Linked DNA regions of Homo sapiens: region 1 is linked to region 2. Evidence: chromatin loops called from intact Hi-C (ENCODE). Cell type or tissue: heart left ventricle. All regions are shown on one strand. Links, peaks and the distances in the headings refer to the core of each region. The heading gives the core; the rest is flanking DNA. Region 1 overlaps PPARGC1A-AS1 (PPARGC1A antisense RNA 1). Region 2 overlaps PPARGC1A (PPARG coactivator 1 alpha).

Evidence for each region. Hi-C counts contacts between places; a loop is a spot of excess contacts. Peaks named below come from ENCODE experiments on the same cell type or tissue, not always from the same donor. Only the 100,000 strongest peaks of a DNase experiment are listed, where the experiment ranks them.
Region 1: it touches region 2 in a loop (4-fold over the local background); 3 of 110 quality-filtered maps call a loop at or near these places.

Annotation. Positions count from the first base shown.
Region 1 is chr4:23,773,751-23,789,645 of GRCh38, forward strand. PPARGC1A-AS1 (PPARGC1A antisense RNA 1) reads left to right here. Exons shown (of 3, transcript XR_925475.3): 2 at 5,669-5,931; 3 at 8,353-9,287. Among named protein-coding and RNA genes, the nearest start is that of PPARGC1A-AS1, 13 kb to the left of the region's middle. RefSeq lists an enhancer at 14,390-15,589. In heart left ventricle, for the core only: no CTCF peak of the experiment used is centred there; no DNase peak of the experiment used is centred there.
Region 2 is chr4:23,877,195-23,885,194 of GRCh38, forward strand. PPARGC1A (PPARG coactivator 1 alpha) reads right to left here. Exons shown (of 13, transcript NM_013261.5): 2 at 7,558-7,737. Among named protein-coding and RNA genes, the nearest start is that of PPARGC1A, 8.9 kb to the right of the region's middle. In heart left ventricle, for the core only: a CTCF peak has its summit at 4,853 (motif pointing right); no DNase peak of the experiment used is centred there; H3K4me3 peaks cover 321 bases; H3K27ac peaks cover 7,063 bases.

The DNA of each region.
Region 1 (15,895 bases), core at 3,907-11,906, 100 kb before region 2:
CTTCAAAAATTTATCTTTCTCAGCAACCTTTACCAACTGAAATTTCTCTATTTGACTCTGTATTTAGTACCTAAGGAAAGGCACTGACTTTGGAATTAAGAGCTATTAGGCAAGATAAGTTTATTTAATTAGCTAATTAAGACCCTGGACCCCTAAAGGACAGGGATAGGGCTGGTGAGACACAGTTTCAGGAAAGAATAAAAGGGTGCTTGACTAAAAGGGCAGCATGATTTGTTGCTGTTTGAACAGAGGGAGTGGGAAGGAGAATGCCAAAGGTAAGGGATGGCCACCCCAAGATGTAATTCACCAACTTAAACAGCCCTGGCCCCAGTTCTGAAGGAATGCTATGTATTTGCTCCAAGAAGCTACATTTGCATGATCCATGAGAGAAATGCAGCAGCATTAAAAAAACAAAAACAAAGCAAAACGTGGGTTTAGAGTGCAGAACACCTAAATTTGCATTCCAGCTCTCTCACTTTTTAGCAGCAGTAGCAAGTGACTTACTGTGTGTTAGCTCCATTTCCTCATCTGTAAAGTGGGGACAGTTGCTGCTCCCATTCTGAATTGTGATAAGGCATAACTGATGTCACAAATATTCTAATGTAGAGTCTGCTGCAGAAGAGGCATTCAGTAAATGGTGGCTATCATTGACAATAATTCTTTTCAAAGTAATCTTTATCTTACTAAAGCAGAAATGAAAGAGGGAACTGAAAAGGAGCGGGAGCAGCAGGGATAGGAGTATTTATAAAGCATCTAATATATGCTAAATATCTACTCAATTACTCTTCATATACAAACACTCCATGTGAGACAATACAATTTGTATATATGAATTTTGCCTCCTTAACTTTTCTCTGCTCACTTCACTATATCCCTTAGGTCCAAATTATTCAGGTTTTTCAATATATGGAAATAAATAGCGATGAGAAAAGGAAAAACAAGAGAGGAAGAAAGAGGAAGTTCTATGTAAGCCAAAAACTTACCTGCTTGAATGCCAAACCATGCTCTTTTCTTAAAACTCTGAGCACCCCTTCATGGGGAGAGGGAGAGTCCCACACTGCAAGTAGGAATCAAATCCTAGGAACAGCAGCCCCTATATCAAATGGAAACCCTATGTGCGCTGGACCTAAAACTTTCATTTTAAAACTAAAGAGAAAGCAGCCATAGGGAAGGGTGGATCAAGCAAATCACAGAGTAACATTATGCAACATTCTCTTATCATCTTGGGATATTCCGGAACAGAAGAGGTTCCATCCCTCCTGCTATTTTTTCATCACCTCTTCAGAAGTATTCAAATGAGTTAAGACAACTGCTTCACTTGGCATTTGGATCCATCTATTACTACTCCAGGGCTCGGGTGCTTAGTCATTTCTTAGCTCATGTCACTGCCACTTTGTTCTCGCATTTGACACTGACTCCAATAACCTTGTAGCATCTGCCCTCCCAATTCCCTTGAAAACCCTGAGCAGCCTGCTTCGATGAATGCTCGTTTGAATGTCCTTTTTTTTTTTTTTTTCCTGTCTCTCTCTCTCTCTTTTTGACAGGGAAAACAGCTATCAGGTTTCTGGAACATTCTTGAATAGCTAATTCCTGGAGTCCTTGTCCTCACTTCTTCTCCTCTGTACCTCACTGGCATTTGCTCCAAGATCTCCTTTTCAAACAACGTCCTGGCACTGAGCTGAGATTTCCAAATGTTAACTCCCTGGCATCCATCCTGTAGGTGCAGAAAGGATTCTTCCCTGATTTGCACACAAACCTTTTCATTTCGATGCATATCAGGGTCATCTCGGCTTTGTGCCTTGCCTACAAGGTGGTTTGGAGGCCATGTCCCAGAGAACAAATTAAAGAGATTTTCCTCCTCCTTTTCAGAACATCTCCCCCCAGCCACTCTCACCTGGGCATCTGGAAACTCAGTCCTTCCAGGCTCTTATTTTTACCTCCGTGGGCTGAGTCCCAGGGTGGACACTGACCTACATACCAGCTTTTCAGACTCCTTTCAGGAAGGCCTGCAAAATTCTCCAGCAGCTTGTCTGTGCTGTTCTCATGCCCTTGCTCAGGGGAAAGCTTGTCTAAAGCTCCTGTGATCAAAGGACCTTTCCTTCCCAGGTGCCACTATCAATACAATTTCAGCAGAGCACCAGGGGGCAGTCTACATGTCTCCTCTGGGTGAAGGTGTGTCCTCACCTGCCTGATATCCATTAGTTTCCACATTCTCTACCTGATTCTTAGAAACAGAATTTAAATGGAGCATAGTAAGAGGGGGAAAAGAGGAAAAGAAAGAAACAGAGGTAAAGAGAGAATCCACTCATTCATCACTCATCCAGCCATTCCTTCCTTCACTCATGCATTCATACAGGCTTTTTTTAGTGTTACTCTATGGAGCTGAGAAAAGTGTTGGGGATTCAAAGGTGTAAATGGTGCGGTCTTTGCCCTCCAGAAACTCAAGACTCTACTGAAGAAAGAGAAAGAATTCCAACTGTGTATAAACAGAGCCTATTACTTAAGTAATTAACCAATGCTGAAGCAAGATTAGGGGTTCAATAAAAACTTCCTAGAAGAAATAGTGACTTAGTTGAATCTTGATGGAAACAGAAATTCTATGGTAGGCCTGCTTGGGTCAGACAATGACAAGTGCTAAATAAATGTGAACAAAATAGACTCTGTCTCTGGCATCCTGTAATGTAAATTCCAGAGCAGAACATGAGAGGTGTGGTTAGGAGAAGAGAGGAGGATCATAGAGTCTAGCTGTAGAGGACAAACATGAGTTGCCAATTATTGATGTTCCTATGTCCCTGGCATCACATTAAACACCTCATATTTAATCTTTACAATGACATTATGTAGCAGGTATTGTTATTTGCATTTTAAAAGTAATACTACTAAAATTTAGATGATAAACAACCTGCCTACTATCACATAGCTTATAAATACTAGATCTGGACTTTGATCACGGGTATGTCTTACCCCAAAGCATAGGCTCTTAGCCACCCTGGAAAAAACTCCCATAGCCTCTCAGATAGAGAAAGAAAGGTAGGGCATTCCAAGCAGAGAGAACAGCTTTTACAAAATTTTAGAAATATAATAGAGTCTATTCCACAAAACGCAAAAATTGCAGTAGGAGTGGAGCTGTGGGGCTGAGAGCGTGGTGAAAATAACTTTTGAATGAGAGGGTGGGGATCATTCAGGGATAAACTTATACTTGATGCTAGAGACTTTATGTTTGATTCCAGGAAACCAGGTGAAACTGTTGGTAGGCTCTAGATAAGATAGATAGGATAGAATGTTAGCATTTTAGAAGCAATGTTTTGACTGCAAAGTGGAAGATATAGTGAAATTGGTTGTAAATGGAAAAATGCAGATGAAAGATGATTGATTTGAGGGCTTTGAAAGAAGTAAAATAAACAAGACTTGGTAATCAATTAGATGTGATTGTGAATGGCAGGGAGGGCTTGTGTGACTCCTAAGCTTTGGGCCAGGGAAATTTGAGTTGATGACAATCTCTGAAAATGGAAGAATATAAGTAGATTTTGGTTGTGAATAAGATAATGGGTTCAGTTTGAGACATACTATGTTTAAACTTTGGGAGAAAACTCAAAAGGAGGTGTCCAGTAGTTAGTGAGTCAAAAGCTTGGGAGAGTGATTTCAGTTGGGGAAATAGATTTAGAGTCATTTCCCATGGTCTTAGGGAAGTCAATGTTACTGCAGTCAATGATACATCTCAAGGAAAACATGGACAAAGAAAAGAAATATGATTAAAGAAAACAACTAAGGGAATATTTGCATGAAAGATTCAAGTAGAAGAATAGTAGTTAATGAAGGAGAACATAAAGGAGTGGCTAGAGTGGCCAGGAAAAGACGAGAGGTTGATGCACAAAGTACATTTTTTCATTTGCATAGAATGTCAGAATTGGAAATTGTCTGGCTCTTTACTTTACAGATGTAGCCGATGGATCCTGGAGAGATAAAGCACATTGGCAAAGTAATTGCAGCTGGTTAACATTAAAGCCAGAACTAGAACCCAGAGCTTCTGGTTCCAACCTTGGCCAGAGTCTTTGTGTTGTTTTTATTTCCCTTAGCCTCACTGTCTAGAACAGTGTATGGGAAGTAAAATAAAATTGATTTTTTAAAAATGCATTATTTTTAATTGTTTTATTATTTTAGAGACAGAGTCTTGCTATGTTGCCAAGGCTGGAGTGAAGTCTCATAATCATGGTTCACTGTGAACTCGATCTCCACAGCTCAAGGGATCCTCCTGCTTCAGCATCCCAACTAGCCAGGAATGCAGGCATGTACCATCATACTCAGCAAATGTTTGTATTTTTTGTAGGGTTAGAGTCTTGCTATGTTGCCCAGGCTAGTCTTAAACTCCTGGCTTCAAGTCATCATTCCCACCTCAGCCTCCCACAGTGCTGGTATTACAGGCATGAGCCCCACACCCAACCAAATGTATCCTTTGACCCCAAATTTTATCACTAGTTTCCATTTTTTCAAAGACATTTATCTTCTTGGCCACTAATTATGAAAACGGAGCATGACCATTGTTTGCCAGGTCCTTTTAGATAGATTAACCTAAAAAAATGGGTCAGATGAACCCCACCAAGTTGGCTTTCTTTTCCTATTTTCTATTGAGGAAACCGAGGCTAAGACATGTAAAGAAATAAATGCCCTAGAGTCCCATAACTAGGGTAGACCATTATTTCATTGTCAGGTTGTCCTAATTATTTCTCAGTCAACCTCTTGGGGATTCAGTGCTGAATCTACATGCAAACTACCCAGAAGAAATCATTTGGGGGTAGAATCTTAATAATTTGAAGGGGGATAGGTTGATTTTAAAACTTTGTTCTCTGTACTAGGGTACTTAGATTAGGTCTAAAGCAGGGCCATAGCTTTGGGGCAATTAGCAATATCTTTTTGTTTGTTTGTTTGTTTTGAGACGGAGTCTTGCTCTGTCACCCAGGCTGGAGTGCAGAGGCCTGATCTCAGCTCACTGCAACTTCCGCCTCCCAGGTTCAAGAGATTCTCCTTTGGGAGGCCGAGGCGGGTGGATCACGAAGTCAGGAGATCGAGACCATCCTGGCTAACACAGTGAAACCCCGTCTCTACTAAAAAAAAAAAAAACAAAAATACAAAAAAATTAGCCAGGCTTGGTGGTGGGTGCCTGTAGTCCCAGCTACTCGGGAGGCTGAGGCAGGAGAATGGCGTGAACCTGGGAGGCAGAGCTTGCAGTGAGCCGAGATTGTGCCACTACTTTCCAGCCTGGGCAACAGAGCGAGACTCCATCTCAAAAAAAAAAAAAAAAAAAAAAAAAAAAAAAAAAAAAAAAGATTCTCCTGCCTCAGCCTCCCGAGTAGCTGGGACTACAGGCGCAAGTCACCACACCTGGCTAATTTTTGTATTTTTAGTAGAAATGGGGTTTCACTATAGTGGCCAGGCTGGTCTCGAACTCCTGACCTCAGGTGATCCACCCACCTCAGCCTCCCAAAATGCTGAGATTAGCGGTATCTTTTAAGTAATGCCAGTAATTGAGAACTAGGTCCATCGTCATTAATGGGGGTCGTGCTTTCTACTTTCAGGACAAGTCTATCATTGTGCAGGGGCCTCAGCTTCCTGTGTTGGAAATGAGTTAATGTAGTCACACTATGACACGCTATTTTTATTCCTTACCCAGATCAGCCATATTCTAACAATACATTTCAAAGTACTGCTGACGGAGGCTCCACCTGAAACCTGTTCTCTCAGATAAGTATCTTCATCCCATTCATCGTTTCAAGAAAAATAAATAAATAAATCTTACAGCACGGCAGCATTTTCATCTGCTTTGGTTTCAGCCAGAGATAAACTGTTCCTGCTGCAAAGTAATTAATATCAGTCGCCTGGAAAGCAGAAATTGGGAGACAACAGGCTCCTCTTTCTTGATAAACAGATTGTTGGGTAAGGTATGCACATGGATGTGACAATTCATTTGGCCATAGAAATAGCAGAAATGAGACGTTTTTAGACAGATATTTGGAAGGCATGAGCAAATATCCCCAGGCTTCATCCATTTGAGCTCAGATGAGTCTTTTGCGCTAGGTTTTGAGCTTCTCTAAGTCCCTAGGATCAGCAGAAATCTCTAGACCCCCCAGGGGTGTACCCTTAAAACAATACGCAGAATCAGTACGATCATGGCCAACTCCTGGGAAAGCTGGCTCTATGCCCGAGTCCTTTGCAGCCCCCGCCTTCCTGACCCAACTTCCCATGTGACTAAGGAATCAAAAACTTGGCCTAGTTGATATATAATCCAGGCAATCAGAAATTAGAACCGTGCGGCTAGGAAAGATGAGCAAAAGATGCTTAGAAACAAGACAAGCAGAAAACAACCTCCCCAGAGCTATCCTGTGTGGGGAAACCTCCAAAAGCTAGGGAAAGACAGCGTATGTTTTGTATGGTCCAGGAGGAGCAAGCTCATCATGGCTGCCTGCAAATGAAGAAATCATGTTTCTGTCATAGCAAAATGGTTATGTTTTGGAGTGTTCTGTGAATGAGACATGAGAGGGGAAACGCCACCACACAAGTATTCCTTACATTCAGTTCTTCAGAGAAGGCTTCAGGGATCATTTTCCCATCTCAAAAAGCATAAATTGCCATTTTATAGGAGCTTGAGAAGAATATTCTAGAAGTGATTCAGAGCCAGGACATTTGGGGATTTGTTTAGGTAAACATGAAAATTCTATCCATCTTTATTCATCCATCCCAGCAGTCAGCCAGCATCCTTACAAACTCAAAGGGCAAAGTAAAGGTAAAGAAATAATTTAGAATATACTATTATCAGTGCTGTGATAGGTTAATGTGCAGGAGAGACAATAAAGGAGTGAGTTCTACAAGTCTGGGGACAGGGAGTGAGGAGAGATGGGTCAGGAAAGTTTTTATTGAGCAAACACTTGGACTAAGTAATTGAACAATGTAAGTGTTTATAAGCGGGTAGATTAGCAAAAACTTGGATACTCTCAACTCCAGGAGAGATCCAGGAAAAGAGAGAGTTGTACTATTTCTGCTCGTCCCATTGCCTAATTCTACATGTCAGGGGCCAGCTCAGGCCATATAGATCCCTTAGAGCCTTCACTGAACTTCCTCCCTCCTTAGTAAATTTTTTTTTCCCACAGATCTTGAGACATTTATTAGTTATACACTAATTACCTTATGTACATCCACCAGACTGCAAATTGCTTGAGGACAGGGTCTCTTATTAATTCATTTCTACCACATTGGTGACTAAAACAATGTCTGGGATACAGTAGGTGAGCTTTTTAAAGTTTGTTGAATACTATCTATGTCTCCACAATTGATTAGAAGTTTCTTGAAGGCAGGAAGAACATTATTTATCCTTTCTATGCCTGGCACAGGGCTCAAAGTGAATGTTCAATAAACGTTTAATGAACAAGGAGCCCACTGAAATTTCCACATGATAGTGAAATTGATGGCACACTCACTATTTGTCCTTTCTCTGAGCACCTAGTGTCACTTCTTCCTGCCTTTCTCCAGGCAGTGAGGTCTTGGATAACCTTATTTCTCTCACTTCTGTCCTAATGCAACTAGCTTTTTTTTTTTTTTTTTTTTTTTTTTTTGAGACGGAGTCTGTCTCTGTCCAGGCAGGAGTGCAGTGGTGCGATCTCAGCTCACTGCAACCTCCGCCTCCCTAGGAGGTTCAAGCGATTCTCCTGCCTCAGCCTCCCGAGTAGCTGGGACTACAGGCACGTGTCACCACGCTCGGCTAATTTTTTATTTATTTTTTGTACTTTTAGTAAAGACAGGGTTTCACCATGTTAGCCAGGGTGGTCTCGATCTCCTGACCTCGTGATCCATCCGCCTCAGCCTCCCAAAGTGTTGGGATTACAGGCGTGGGCCACCAAGCCCAGCCTTAGCTCTCCTCTTAAAATGATCTAGGTGAGGATTTGCTAGAACTGATGATGGCTACAGTTTATTGTCTTTCTTAATTTAAAAATACATGAATTAAAAAATGTTGGGTTTCCGGTATTATTTGTAAGCCATGGAGAATATATTTTGGAGAAAAATATCAACTCTGAATCTTTCAACTCATACTATGGATACAGCTGCCTAAACTGTAATAGGACCAAGCCTTCCTTTTGGTCACGCACCTGACTGGTCCATTAATATCTCTGCTCTTTGTGTCGAGTCGGTTTATTCTGCATGAGTTTGTTTTTGTCAGTGGTTTATGTTCCAATGTTGTATGGTGCCAGGCAACTTGAACTGTAACTGCAACAACAATGGCAGCCTGTATTCTAACTCAAATTATTTTATCCGCTCAAAAAGAGCTCATGAAATCAACTGATGTATTTCACTGCTTTTTCTTAGGTTTCCTTTGGGAGGGGAAGGAATAACCTTGAAGAGAGGTGAGAATTGTCATGGATTTTGTGTGACTTGTTACTCAAGATGACTCATTAAGCTGCCAAGAGCCTCACAGCCCATCCAAACTTCTCAAACAACCCCTTCAATTCCAGCCCTTGACCTGATCTATGTAGAGGGTTGGAAAATTCACAGCAATACAAAGCTATGGAAACAGACTGTCATCCACATATATGTTGGGTGATGGGGGAGACATGAAGAGTGAGAGACTGTGGAGACAGGAAAGTAGCAACATTTGCCATGAGATTTTCCTCGAAACCATCTCCTTCTTGAATTTAGACACTCATTGTTTATGTGCAGTGGCCCTAGGTACAGAAGGGTCACCACCCCAAGGAGAACTATACCCTCCGGACTCATAAACCAAATTCTAGCCAGATTCTCCCGGAATAAAATACTACAGTTCATCCATTAAGCTAAATCTCCTTTCAACAATTCCCTTCTTACCTGGCCCATGAAATGAATAATGAAGAGATTATTTTCTGGGCAAATTGGTAGAAAAATCCTGATGCAGACAGTTCCCCTTCTGATTGCACCTGACTTCCATTCATTGACTATCACATCAAGTAGTGGTTCTGGGAATTCAAAGGAGAGCTCAGCAAAAGAAGAAGAAAAAAAAGCCCACAAAGTTTTTCAAGGTACCTACTGCAGTTATCAGTTCATAGATCTAAATGTTCGCACTGTATGCTTGATTTGCACATTCCAAACCAATTTGGTAATTTTTTTCATTTTTATCTACACGCATGAAGTGATTTGGAATACTGAAACAATTTAGAATCATATTTCGTTTGCAACAGTTCAATTAACTTAAGTGCTGGAACATGCTCTCCAACTGGTAACTAGTTTAATTGGTTACTATTACAAGAAATAAATTCTATAGTCCTGGGGCCTCCCAGTGTCCTTTCTAGACAGGGCCCGGCCATGCAGAGGTATGTGGGAGTGGGAAGGTGAGGAGTGTAGCAAAATTTCTTACTTAAAAAAGAAAAATCCAAGAACCCATTCTCTTAATAACTAGGTATGAGTTTCCATTTTCTGCTGTGATTTTATGACCTCCAGTTCCCTTGGATCAACTTTACAACCACTCAATAAGCAAGAGAAGGGTGTGGATCAAGGGTCGAAGACTTTTAAAGCTATTGCATAAATGCACTTAAGCATGAGCCAAAGTGATAAATAGGAAACCAAGACGCATGTCAGGAATGCAGCAAAGAATGAGTAGCTGGGACACTTTGAGCAGCTGTTAAGGCAACTCCAAACCCCTGGAAAGAAGGATTTCCTTCTGGCTTACACCAAGGCTCAATTGCTCTAGTTGCATTTGCATTGAAAGGCACTACTGCCAAATTGTACAAGAACACTTATAGTAGAAAAACATGTAAATTGTCAAAAGATACAAAATAATACTGCATCTCATTTGTGGATATACGGAAATGTAGTTAAAGAGAAAAAGTGAGTAGGCATAACACATACTAACTATTGGGGAGAGAATGCTACTGAGGAAGAAAGGAGAATAAAGGGATAGGTATGTGATTTAAGTGCAATCTTAAGCATATTGAATAAAATATTAACATCTCATAAAGCTGGGTATGAGATACATGGGGCTCAATTCTATTATTTTATGCACTTTCATGTTTATTTGAAATGATTTCTAATTAAAAGTTAGAAACACTTAAAAAAAGAATCAGTCCCTGTTTCGCAGCCATTGGCAAACCAGTCATTTCTCAAAAAATTCTTCTGTCTTAAGATCACAAACTCTGGAGGCATCACGCTACCTGACTTCAAACTATACTACAAGGCTACAGTAACCAAAACAGCATGGTACTGGTACCAAAACAGAGATATAGATCAATGGAACAGAACAGAGCCCTCAGAAATAATGCTGCATATGCATATCTACAACTATCATCTGATCTTTGACAAACCTGAGAAAAACAAGCAATGGGGAAAGGATTCCCTATTTAATAAATGGTGCTGGGAAAACTGGCTAGCCATATGTAGAAAGCTGAAACTGGATCCCTTCCTTACACCTTATACAAAAATCAATTCAAGATGGATTAAAGACTTAAACATTAGACCTAAAACCATAAAAACCCTAGAAGAAAACCTAGGCATTACCATTCAGGACATAGGCATGGGCAAGGACTTCATGTCTAAAACACCAAAAGCAATGGCAACAAAAGACAAAATTGACAAATGGGATCTAAGTAAACTAAAGAGCTTCTGCACAGCAAAAGAAACTACCATCAGAGTGAACAGGCAACCCACAAAATTGGAGAAAATTTTCGCAACCTACTCATCTGACAAAGGGCTAATATCCAGAATCTACAATGAACTCAAACAAATTTACAAGAAAAAAACAAACAACCCCATCAAAAAGTGGGCGAAGGACATGAACAGACATTTCTCAAAAGAAGACATTTATGCAGCCAAAAAACACATGAAAAAATGCTCACCATCACTGGCCATCAGAGAAATGCAAATCAAAACCACAATGAGATATCATCTCACACCAGTTAGAATGGAGATCATTAAAAAGTCAGGAAACAACAGGTGCTGGAGGGGATGTGGAGAAATAGGAACACTTTTACACTGTTGGTGGGACTGTAAACTAGTTCAACCATTGTGGAAGTCAGTGTGGCGATTCCTCAGGGATCTAGAACTGGAAATACCATTTGACCCAGCCATCCCATTACTGGGTATATACCCAAAGGACTATAAATCATGCTGCTGTAAAGACACATGCACACATACGTTTATTGCAGCACTATTCACAATAGCAAAGACTTGGAACCAACCCAAATGTCCAACAATGATAGACTGGATTAAGAAAATGTGGCACATATACACCATGGAATACTATGCAGCCATAAAAAATGATGAGTTCATGTCCTTTGTAGGGACATGGATGAAATTGGAAATCATCATTCTCAGTAAACTATCGCAAGAACAAAAAACCAAACACCGCATATTCTCACTCATAGGTGGGAATTGAACAATGGGAACACATGGACACAGGAAGGGGAACATCACACTCTGGGGACTGTTGTGGGGTGGGGGGAGGGGGGAGGGGTAGCATTGGGAGATATACCTAATGCTAGATGACGAGTTAGTGGGTGCAGCGCACCAGCATGTCACATGTATACATATGTAACTAACCTGCACATTGTGCACATGTACCCTAAAACTTAAAGTATAATTAAAAAAAAGATCACGAACTCTAGGCTATTTTGATTAAGGTTCATGGAATTCTGAAAATGAAAGTTTATGACCACCTTTCCTTCTTTCCCACTTCATAATCTTAACTGACCTCATGCTGACTGAGGATGACCACTGGATTGGAGATGGGCCTCTTGTATTGCAATGTTAGAAACTGAGCCCGCTTTTCCCTACAACTGATGCCAGGTGCAGCAAAGACACTACCCTCAAAGGGCGATCCATAAATTAGAACACTGAGTGTCTACCGATCAGTATCTACAGTAATCCTAAGATTTGATTGTAGACAGGTTAGCATTGCAGAGAGAAATCCAAATAAACATATTTAAGAAATCTTAAGAAGGTCTTCTATCATGAACAGCTGATATCCGAGCTAGCATTGTGTCATGACAATGAATGTAATCACAGAAACAAGGAAGCATTTCGTCCAAAGGTGGATTCTCCACGTGCCTATCGCTTGTCTGAGGATACTGTAAGAATCTCTGGAAAGAGGGGCTCAGTTTCTCACACTGCAATACCAGAGGCCCGTCTCCAATCCAGTGGCCATGCTCAGTGAGCATGAGGTCAGTTAAGATTATGAAGTGGGAAAGAAGAAAAGTTGGTCATGAACTTTCATTTTCAGAATTCTATGAACTTTAGTCAAAATAACCTAGGGTTTGTGTTCTCCAAGACAGACGAATTTTCTGAGAAAATGACTGGTTTACCAATGGCTGCAAAATCGGGACTGATTATTTTTTAAGTTTTTTTCTTATATTAGCCCTAAATTGAAAACTTATTTATTTACTTATTTATTTGAGATGGAGTCTCGCGCTGTCACCCAGGCTGGAGTGCAGTGGCACAATCTCCGCTCACGGCAACCTCCACCTCCCAGGTTCAAGTGATTCTCCTGCCTCAACCTCCCAAGTAGCTGGGATTACAGGTGCACACCACCACGCCTAGCTAATTTTCATATGTTTTTAGTAGAGTTGGGGTTTCACCATGTTGGCCAGGCCGGTCTCGAACTCCTGACCTCAAGTGATCTGCCCGCCTCAGCCCAAAGTGCTGGGATTACAAGTGTGAGCTGCTGCGCCCAGCCCAGAAACTTTTTAATAGTGCTTGAAAAACCATAAAAAGCTCTTCAATTTGATTATTTTTGTGATTTAACTTCTCAGTGGTAAGAATATACCATTTTATACCTCCAAATCCACTTTAACTTATGGAAGAGGTTTCTACCTCTTTGTAAAGTTGGTTATCAGCCCTTGTAAGTAAGATCGTACACCTTGGAATCACAGCACTAGGTCATTCCTGCCCATTAAGTATGAGGATCTCTGGCCTCAACCCTCATAGACATTGGTCTTACAGCAATATACTTTCCACAAAATGCAATATATGTAGGTAGGTGGATAGACAGATAAACAGATGGATAAATAGATGATAGATAGATAGATGATAGAAGATAGATAGATACACAGATACATAGATATATAGATACTCACAATAAGGATTCTGGTGAGAGTGTCCTACCGAAGCTATTACAAAATATATTTTTTAATTTTTTCTTACTATACTGCCAACTAGATGTGGAGTTTCTAGTACGTTGGAGAAGTTCCATCAATATAGAATGATGAATGCAATACAAGCAGATTTTGGTTTCAGTCAGACGGTAGCAACAAAAGTACACAAATTTTAACAATTAAATACCTCTAACAGATTTCTTTTGAAGATTAATATTTTATTCCTGGAGGCATTATATATAGGACGAGACTTTCAAAAATAAGTTTTAGGACCAACTGGACTTTGCCCAAATCTGGGCAGTTTTCCAGCTACCTTAACCCTCCATTTCCTCCTCAATAAAATGGGAAGAGTTGTATACCTACCTTACAGTTTGTTTAGGAGGATTAATGAAGAAAATTCATGTAAACAGCTAAGTAAAATGACTAAAAGATAAATCCACAATAAATGTTAGCTAATACCATCATCATCTTTGTCATTATCTTCACTGTTTTAATCACATCCTGAATTCACTGGACTTTCAAATGGAGGGCAGCTTTTCATATTTGCTTTCTTACCAGTACAGGAAGATTTCTCTAATTTTAAAATGAGGATGTTAAGAGGTCTTATTGAGCAACATCATTACCTGAGGTCCAATGGCTGGGATACAGGATGACCAGGTGTGTCACTAAGCGCTGATTCTAGGAAAGGGAGTCTCCAAGTTGATCAAGTTTCTAAAAGGAGCTGATAAAGCTAAGTTTTTAAGACAGCAAAAACAAGCAAATAACGTCTTTAAATTATTGCAATGCCATGAAGTTATGTCTCCATGAAATATAGCAGATACGACTTTTGAGGGGGCTTGAGTTTAACCTTCAGAATGCTGAAAGTTGGTGAAGGTTCCTTGCTGGAAATGGCTACTTTGAGATGGTAGAACTGAAACAAACAATGAGAAGAAAATAGGGGGGCCTCCTCAATGCATTATTGAAATCTAAAGAGCTCTTTGTATTCTATGAATGTAGGGATTATCTTTTTATCATTCCACAAAATTAAAGCTTAAAAGTTCTATCCAAAAACCTAGCTGTGGAGAAATCCTCAAGGGTCTCCCATTAACGTGGTAGCCAGGAAGTACACAGGATTTTAATCAAAGGCCAGCGGCTGTCTATGTGACACAGAACTACCCTCACATATAGAACCAATATGTGAGGTTCATTCCTTTCTTCACAATTCTACAGCCTAGCTGCACAATTGCCTATTTTGTCTATATAATCTCATGGAATGAGTTGGCATACAAGGCAAATAAGAAACCACGGGAAACCTCTGTCCAAACCTTGCTTCGTGCCTGAAGTTCAAATGTGTTTGGTTAACCTTCTATTGATTCCTTCTCTTTCCTTCAGGTGACCTTTTTGGTCTTAGTTTTTGCCATGGCATGCCATGGCACACAGTGGCTCAATGAGACTCTGGCACCAAGTGACAAAGAAACTCTTATGAGTTGTCTATGAATTATTTCATTCATCAGGTGCACACATTGGCACTCCCTTTAATGCCGCCACCCCTGCCACTGGAAATGGCAAAAAGTCAGCCCAACAGATAGGTACTTCCCACCCTCCAAATACTGAAGCCAAACAGTGGATGGTGAACTCCAATCTTTGCTTTCTGTTCAATTGTTTTCCTGTTGGATAGTCGGAACTGCAATTCAGACTGTTGACCCTGGAAAAGGCAGCTCATTGAATCAGTACCAGGATGCTTTTCCCATGTAAACAGATAAGTGGAGGAGAATGACGCCATGCATTGCACTTGATCATTAAATTGCCTGACATGAAAGTAACACGGCTCCATCACATGCCGTGTGACCAGTTTACTAACTTACCCTTCTCTAGGAAGCAGAGTAATTAATCATCATTCTGTGATAGTGTATACACATTCCTGCCAACAAATAGGGAAGTGCTTACAGAGGGCAATACTTCTAAGCACTATGAAACATTAGTCATACATCTGATTAAAGGGTATAGTGATCAAGCCGAAAACCTAGTAGATGGTTAAACTAAGAACAAGCACGTCCTAATTTTCTTTTAAGAATTAAGTCAGTCTTTCAAGCGCACTGTGAAGCTATGAGAGGAATAAGCAGGGGACCTGCTTGGAAATGAAGTGAGAAAGCAATGATGATACGAATGAAGACAGGACTTGATTTTCAGCAACACCAACGTCCATCAAAGGAAAGTACCTGTGAATTTCCTTAAATGACTTGCTGGAGGGCATTTTGTGGTAACTATAATACTATAGCCACTTTTTTTCATCAATTAGTATTGTTAAAGAGAAGCTTGACTATAGAGTTCCTAACAGCAGCAAAAAATAAATTCCCTCCAATTAAGTAGTCTAATAAGCTATTTAGGATTTTACCACTTAACATTCTTTCCTTCCCATTTAATTTTGGCTTTCACTTGGATGTCATCTTGTTGAAAATCCATCACAGAAAACTATGTGGAAAAAAAAAGATAATGTTGCTAAGTGCCCCTGATGTTCAAAAACAAGTAGAAGCACAATATTTTTTTTAAATCATCCCAGGATTTTTCCTAATAATTCAGCTTCTTCCTACTATAAATTAATATATGAAAATATATGAAAATGGTCAATATGCAAATTCAAGTATCACACTAGCTACTTGCCTTCAGTAAGTGCTATATGCATAAATTTGAAATGATACAATATTTTAAGGTCCTTGATTATAATAATGCCTTGGTGTGCATATGTGCATGTATAATTACATTCATTTAATTTAATCATGAAAATATTATAGGATCATTTGGTTTTCTCCTCTAAA
Region 2 (8,000 bases), core at 1-8,000:
AAACGTACCTCTGAGCGCACAGTCTTAAAAGTTAAAAGGAGGCCGGGTGCAGTGGCTCACGCCTGTAATCCCAGCATTTTGGGAGGCCGAGGCAGGCGAATCACGAGGTCAGGAGATTGAGACCATCCTGGCTAACACGGGGAAACCCCGTCTCTACTAAAAATACAAAAAAAAAAAAAAAAAAAAAAAAAAAATTAGTTGGGCGTTGTAGCAGTCGCCTGTAGTCCCAGCTACTAGGGAGGCTGAGGCAGGAGAATGGCGTGAACCCAGGAGGGGGAGGTTGCAGTGAGCTGAGATCTTGCCATTGCACTCCAGCCTGGGCGACAGAGCGAGACTCCATCTCAAAAAAAAAAAAAAAAAAAAAAAAAAAGTTAAAAGGAACCTGAGAGGTTAAGAAGAAGAAAAAAAAATGGCCCTTACTGAAATTGTTTTACATCACAGGCAATTCATTTTATAAAACCCACAATAAAATTTTTCATTACTCAAAGAATAGGCACATAATTATAGGGACAAATTAACCTTGTTAGATGTGAAGTCTGGGATAGGGAATGGTGGAGGAACAATTTGGCTCTCTGCTTTAACAATGTGGTCTTTAATGTTCAGCTTTTTATCTGCTTTGTGTGTTGATTCCATCCAGAGGTGAGTCATCTGCTGGGCTGTGCTTCCAGGACCTGGCGTAGAGATAGTGGGGCATGGACAAATAAACACAGCAAGTGTATAAGGTCTCCACACAGACACATGGTTGCTATACAAATAGACAGTTTGTCCAATGCAGCACCCTGAACCTTGTGATTACTTTCACCTACACTATTATCTTTGAAGTAAATCTAAGAAGCAATGAGCCACTTTTTCCTGATTCTGCTCCAAGATTTCCTCCTTGTGAATTTGGGTCTCCACTATTTTGGCCCCAAAGATATCCAGGCAGAGTAACTTTGATGAGCCAGTTGAGACTCCGGGAGGTTGGAAAAACCTACAATAAGCCCATAAAATGTCCCAGTTTACTTTCTGGAGTGCCTAGAGTATCTGACATGAAATCATTGGTTTCTCCTATCCCAAAATACAAAATAGCACTTTCTGAAATCCTTGTGCCTAATGAAACATACACATTCTCACTTTGCAAACTGCAAATGGCTAAGAACCGAATCAACGTCCATAAAAAAAAAAAAAAAAAGCAGCCAATTTCATCTCTCCTAGCCACACCTTCCATTAACAAAAGCCACCAGCAGGAAAGTTAGTGCCAGTGAAAGATGGTCACGTAACCTGCATCCTGTGAGTTGCTATTTATTAGCAGGGGTTGATACCAAGAGACAGAGCCCTGTGGGTCAGAACTCCTGAGCCATATTTTTCCAGTGGTCAGCATAATGGCAGGGAAGAAATAGGGTGATAAACCAGATGTTCCCAAGATAAGCCAGATGTTATCAAGCCGAGAAGTCTAAAACCACAGTGCTTAAATGAGGTGTGTAGATGAACACACACACACACAAACGAACAACACTATTTAGTCTCCCTGCAAGATAAGCCGACAGGAGAGGCTGAAAATAAAGCAGCACACAGGCTGGGTCAGATTGTTGCTTCCTGATTTATGACTCTCCAAGATGAACATCTAACTGATTTATACCCAGAATTTGGAATTTTGTGGTAGACTACAAATGCAAAGATAAGTACAACATAAATTTTTAAAATACTCCATAAGTCTCCATGAGTTTCAACATTCTTCAATGTTCTTATGTTACAGCCAATTATCTCTCCACTTAAATGGCTATTATTTTCTTACTTGAAGTCTATGTTCTCTGTAAGTGTCATTACCAAGTGTGGCAAAAATCTGGCTGTGGGCCGTAAATTTAATTTAAATGACAAACATTTATTGATTGCAAATTGGAAATCCCAGAAATCTTATAAAAGTGATTATTGTAAATTAATTCAGTCCTCCCACATAACAAAAAAGAATTTATTCTTCCAATGATTAAATTAAGGTGAGGTTGTATATACATGCATTCTTTTTTTCTTGTCTATTTGTTTTGTTAAAATTCCAGGAGGTTTGCCATTCATAGAAAAGTCTGTCTGACCACAGGCACAGTCAGAAGCAGGAATTCATTACCATGGAAGGCTGCAGGATTTCCTCCAAGGAGACAAGTGAAAAAAAGCAGACACCACGTAAATTTGTGGATTGGGTTAAATATGTTCTGTCCCTGAGGCAGTGGAAAGATAGAGGGCCCCTTTGTAAAATGACTCACGAGTCTAGGAAAGTACTTCAGCTCCTAAAGGTGAGCAGAAACTTAACCAGGAACGATATCCACGAGGTTCTGCTTCTCTTTGGAATATCTTTGAGTTAGCATTCCTTACCACCTCTCTCTCTATCCGAACTCAGAGTTATCAGGGCTGATGGAATTTTCCTTCAAGGTACTTTGAATCTGTTCCCTGAATGCCACCCCCTCTGCTATCACCTTGTCCCTTCCCTGTACCTGTATCACATTGGGTTTGGAATGCAGCACTGCCTGCTGTCTGATTTTCCGTATTTCCTACTTGCCTACACCTCTTACGACTGTCAGCATTATCACTCTTAAATACCACCTCCATTATGTTGATCTGCTAAAAAATCTTCAATGACATCCTACTTTCTAAACAGACTCTAAACATTTCCAACTGGGTTCTCATGACCCACCGTAATTTTGTACCTACCTTACATCCAAACTTACTCCCACTACTGCCACGTTCCCATTAATATGTATTTTACTTTGAGTAAACCAAGCTCACCTCCACATCCCGTCTATGAAAACGCTCTGCTCTTCTCTTACAAGGCTTTGTGAATTTATTCTTGCTGTTTATCTCCTCAGCTAGAAATACACATACATACACACACATATATATGCATGCATATATGCATACACGAGCTCGCAATGTTTGCAAATTGCAAATATATATATAATCCTATGTAGGTACATACACATATATACATATACATGAATATACAGTCTTGTATTGTTTTCGAATTGCTAAGAACTAAAAACATATGCATATACTTGTATATTTGTATACACAGCCTTGCATGGTTTCCTAATTGTTTTACATTTGTTCATTTTGCCTCCCAAACTAGATTTAAAGTCCTTTAGGACACAGGCCTTCTTTTGTGCTTTGTATATAATCTTCACATTACCTAACGCAGTTCATTCTATCAATAAACACATGAAGATCAACTCACTCATTATGCAACAAGTATTTGTTGAGTTCTTACTTTCTGCTATTTTCTGAGAAAATATCTAGAAAAATGTCAGTGAACAAGACAGGCAGATTCCCTACTCCTCAAATGCTCATGGTCTGTTGAACTGCCAATATTTGTTATTTTTAACTTTTTGATAGGTACATAATATATGTCCATTTTTGCAAAATTTAGAATATAACTGAAAGCCAAATGAAGAAAAGTAAAGTATCTATATTCCCACTAGAATAACCAAGTAGCCTTGAAAGCGTCCACATTCATTTCCTTGATTGCATATAGCAGGATAATTTACACACAAATACAAAACCACCACTCACCCTTTTCTGCTACAAAGTTCACAGTTTCAGGCTTCCTGAGAGTTCCAGCAATGACCAAACATGAACGCTGGCTACAGCTGTGAGAGTCCTTCTCCCCCCATCAGCAAAGGCAGTCCTCAGAACGTATTACAAGTAATGACCTAGAGACGACTGCATTCTCACTTGCCATCATTCTAACGAACCCCAAGTAGCTTCATTCAGAAGTAACAGACGAATGAATGAAAGATGCCCATTCAGTTGTATCATGGAGGCATTAAAGCAGGTGTTAAAATAAACCAGGGACAAGGTTGCCCACAGTGACCCAGAAAGGCCAATATGCTATTTAAACTAACCCCATGCCATCCATCTTTACAGACTGCTGTGCTGCAAAAGTAGTCCTTTATTCTCCTCCTTCAAACAATGCACAAAGGCAACAGAGGGAAGGAAGTTATGTTGCAATATTCTGAAACATAAATCTTGCTACCAGCCGGTCCAGGGACGCATCCTGTTTTCCTTACACATGGATCAGATTCACTGGAGGCTGTTACCTCTGAGCCTTTTGCTTTGTTTTTTAAAGTGGCTTCTGAATCGTACCTGGTCACCTGCATTTACACATCCAAACACAGGTTGCGTAAGCAGAGAACATTGTTTGCGTGTCCAGTTACTCAACCAACATGTGCTATTGCATGTTGCTACCCCTCTGCCACCACCCAGAATTCCCTTTCTCAAATTGTGACATTCAGCTTCATTTTTTATCATTATTAAGTTTGTGATGTTAAATAAAAATTAAACTTAGATTCAAACATATGGAAGAAACAAAAAGAAGAGATACATAATTTACTCTCAACATTTTAAGACTCTGCCACTCTATTATATATCCCTAAATCCCACTTTCTGCTTTGATGAGAATTCAGTCGATGGCCAGTTTCCAGTGGTGTCATTGACGTGCTACTTGAGTCAGGGAAAAGCATTTAACTACTCAGTGCCTGATTTTATTCTGGGAATCCAAAGTAGATAATGCTTGTTATTGTCAGATCAGAGACAGCAGAGCCCGTGACTGTTTAACTTACTCAAGTACAAGGCCTTCTCAAATGTGATGAGGCAGGGCTTTGCAAATTGGAAGAAGGTGAGTGCAGGTGAAAAGTCCACTGTGAGTGGCCGGCCCTGGGAAGGCACTTCCCTGAAATGCTGCTTTGGTAGAAGCAACACAAACCTGTGGCCATGAAAGAGTTATCTGGTTTCATACGAACCTTCTTCACAGGGAAGACCCAATTTTAGAATGTCACCTGTGCTGAAAACACGCTTTCCTTTCACATTACAGAAAAGATGCCTGAGTTTAACACTAGAGGGCAAAGAGTGGAGGTGTCCTCATGCCATGCAAATACTCCTGAAGCTGCTGCTGTTGGTAAGGGCATTGCCACATATGACTTTACCCTTTGCCTCGATAAAGAATGGGCTTTGTGACATCAGAGAAAACTGTTATGGGAACTTACCTAAACAGTCACTTTTGCCCTCTGACACTAAGAGGATACCTGACATATTAGTCCTGGAGCCCCAGGCATCCCGATATCGTTATACGACTTCTCATTCTTTATATCCAGTAGCTTACTATGTCTTCTCTCAGAAATCTGACCAATTAATCATTAGTAATTTATAAAGGGGAAGCCTGTGACTTTATTTAAAAGCAGGGTTTTTCAACCTCAGTGCTTTTTTCATTGGAGGCTGAATCATTTTTTGTGGTGGGAGCTGTCCTGTAGGCTGTTGGATGTTTAGCAGCATTCCTTGTCTCTAGTCTCTACTCAATAAATGCTCGTAGCATCCCCTTGTCCCCAGGGATAACAACCAAACATGCCTCCAGATATTGTCAAATGTCCCGTGAATTGGGGTGTGGGGCGGGGACCAAAATCGCCTTTGGTTGAGAATCATTGGTTTAAAATGACCTAATGAGAGACTAAATTAAATGAACTTCTGTTTTAGAGTGCTGAAAATAATTTTATTAGCATAGAATATGATACAGGGAGACAAAAAGGGTGGCATGGCATATATTAAGCACCTACATGTAGATAATTAACTAGATGCTGAACCAAGTCTCCTGAAGGTATAAATGCAAAGTACCTCTCACAAATACCACAACACAAAATATAGGGACATAAAAGTTATGGAGAAAGTTGTATTTTTTTTAAAGTAGCCCACCAGAGAGGCATTGACTCCTATGCCATCTCCCCTACCGCTAAGTTATTCTCTAGCCTCTACAAAATGCATGGCATTCACCTGATATGAAATAGGTGATTTTTAGATAAGAGGTCTATGGAGATGGACATTTTTTAAAGCATTGTTTATTTAATGCAGCATGACTTAGAATGGGCCTGTAACTTGACAAGTGTACTGAGTGAGGAATGTTCAATTTACCAGTTCTAACTGGCCAAGTCCTCACATGAACTTTCTAAGACCCGGCTGAGAAGCCTGGGAAAGTAGAACTAACCACAACCTTCAGTGTTCCCTCCACCTTGTTCTGTCTCCCCAGTCCAAACTCTACTACCTTAAGCATTCTTCTAAAACCCACTTAATCTCCAGAGGTATTACAAAATCTCAGCCATAGGCAGAACCTACAGCCGTCTCGGCTCACCAGCTAACTCTACCTCCGTGCCAACCAACACTGAAAGGAAAGATTCTGTTCTATTTTTAAATATATTGAGCAAAGAAGCAGCTTGATATGTCTTTGTAAAGGATGGCTGTCACCCAAATTCATGGGTTCTCTATTTTTATCAAGGATATAAACTTTGAAGTCCGATAAATTTGGGGTTCAAATCCCAGGTCTTTATTGTCAACTGTGTGATTTGGGGAAAACAAATAACCTCTCTGAGTTTCAGTGTCTGCATATGTAAAACAGGAATGATAACAATAGGACCTAACAATAGGTTGTTTTCAAGGATAAGTGAGATGACATATATTAAGCATGAGTATACCAAAATGTTGGCCATTATTGTCATTACTATTATTGTTATCAACATTAATATATTCATCATTCTCTCATGATTTAACAAACATTTATTCAGCATGTATTATATGCTGGGTTCCAGCAAAACTCAGTTAATATTTTAAACTTGGCTTTCTTAAGACTCAGATTTCAACCAAATAACATGGAAGTATAAGAAATGTCTTTGCTGATGAATAAGAAAAGTCCAGCACATAGTAGGTGCTCAGAAAACATTAGATGATGATGATGATGGCACTGGCGGTTGTGATAAAGAAAACTAGCCGATATGTCATCCTTCGTTTAATTCACTTGCCAGAGTACTCACTAAATGTTTGTTCCTATAAAAAATAATGTATTTCAAGTAAATGAGTACTGATCTTGTGGGAAAGAATTCCTTTTCTCAAAGTAACACTTTAATAGGAATAGATTAACATTCTTTATTATAGGGTAGGCTTATAATAAGAGTCCGGAGTCACGGAGGTAATTCTTGCTACTGAAAAGTAAATGAATTTTGACTGATTTATAAGTATACAGTAGATTAGTCAAGTTTAGCAATTCCCATTATATAAAGAAATTAGAGATATGAACCAAAAATATAATTAATAATAATAATCAAAAGAGCTCACCTAATTAGTAAAGCAAACAAAGGTAGACATCTACCCCCTTGGTTAAAAAGAAAGGCCTTCTTATTTATTAATTTATATGAGGTACCATTTATTGCTCATTCTTTCTGTGGGAAATAGACAGGAATAAACAGGTTTAGACTTTTGTTCTTCTTTGTCACTAATCTTTCACAACCCTTTAGTATTTCAACACAGTTTAACTCACTCACAGTTGTTGATTCCTAGTCCCTAGTTGATTTATTTTTTAAATCTTTAAAAAAATAAAAACAAAACATTTGTTTTCCAAATGCTGTTTTTCCATAAATTAGAAAGTATGTAACTGTGATGAAAAGTCTTTTGATGATAGCAAAGTAAGAACTCATTATGCATTCAGGTCTATTACCATGTTAGTCGGGCCCAAGCCAAACTCAATGAAAAATTAATGTTTCCAAAGGATGTCCTTACCTCAAATATGTTTGAAGGCTCATTGTTGTACTGATTGGATATTATTTCTGATTGGTCACTGCACCACTTGAGTCCACCCAGAAAGCTGTCTGTATCCAAGTCGTTCACATCTAGTTCAGAAAGATCAAGTTCAGGAAGATCTGGGCAAAGAGGCTGGTCTTCACCAACCAGAGCAGCACACTGCAGGAGGCAGAAAAAAAAAATTTAAAAAAGCTTCCATTAACCACAGGAATTTATTAAACTGCAATAGCATGTGATAGGAATTAAGCCTAGTTAATTCAACTACACTACCAAAGCTAGTTTCTGGCACTTTAATCACCAGGAAAAACATCCTAAAATCTTTACTCACTTGGCTCCTGAAGGATAATTTCCCTGCTTTATTCCATCCAAAAGCTACCTCCAAACACATGGTAAATACCAAGCTCCACGAAGCTTTCTCTGAT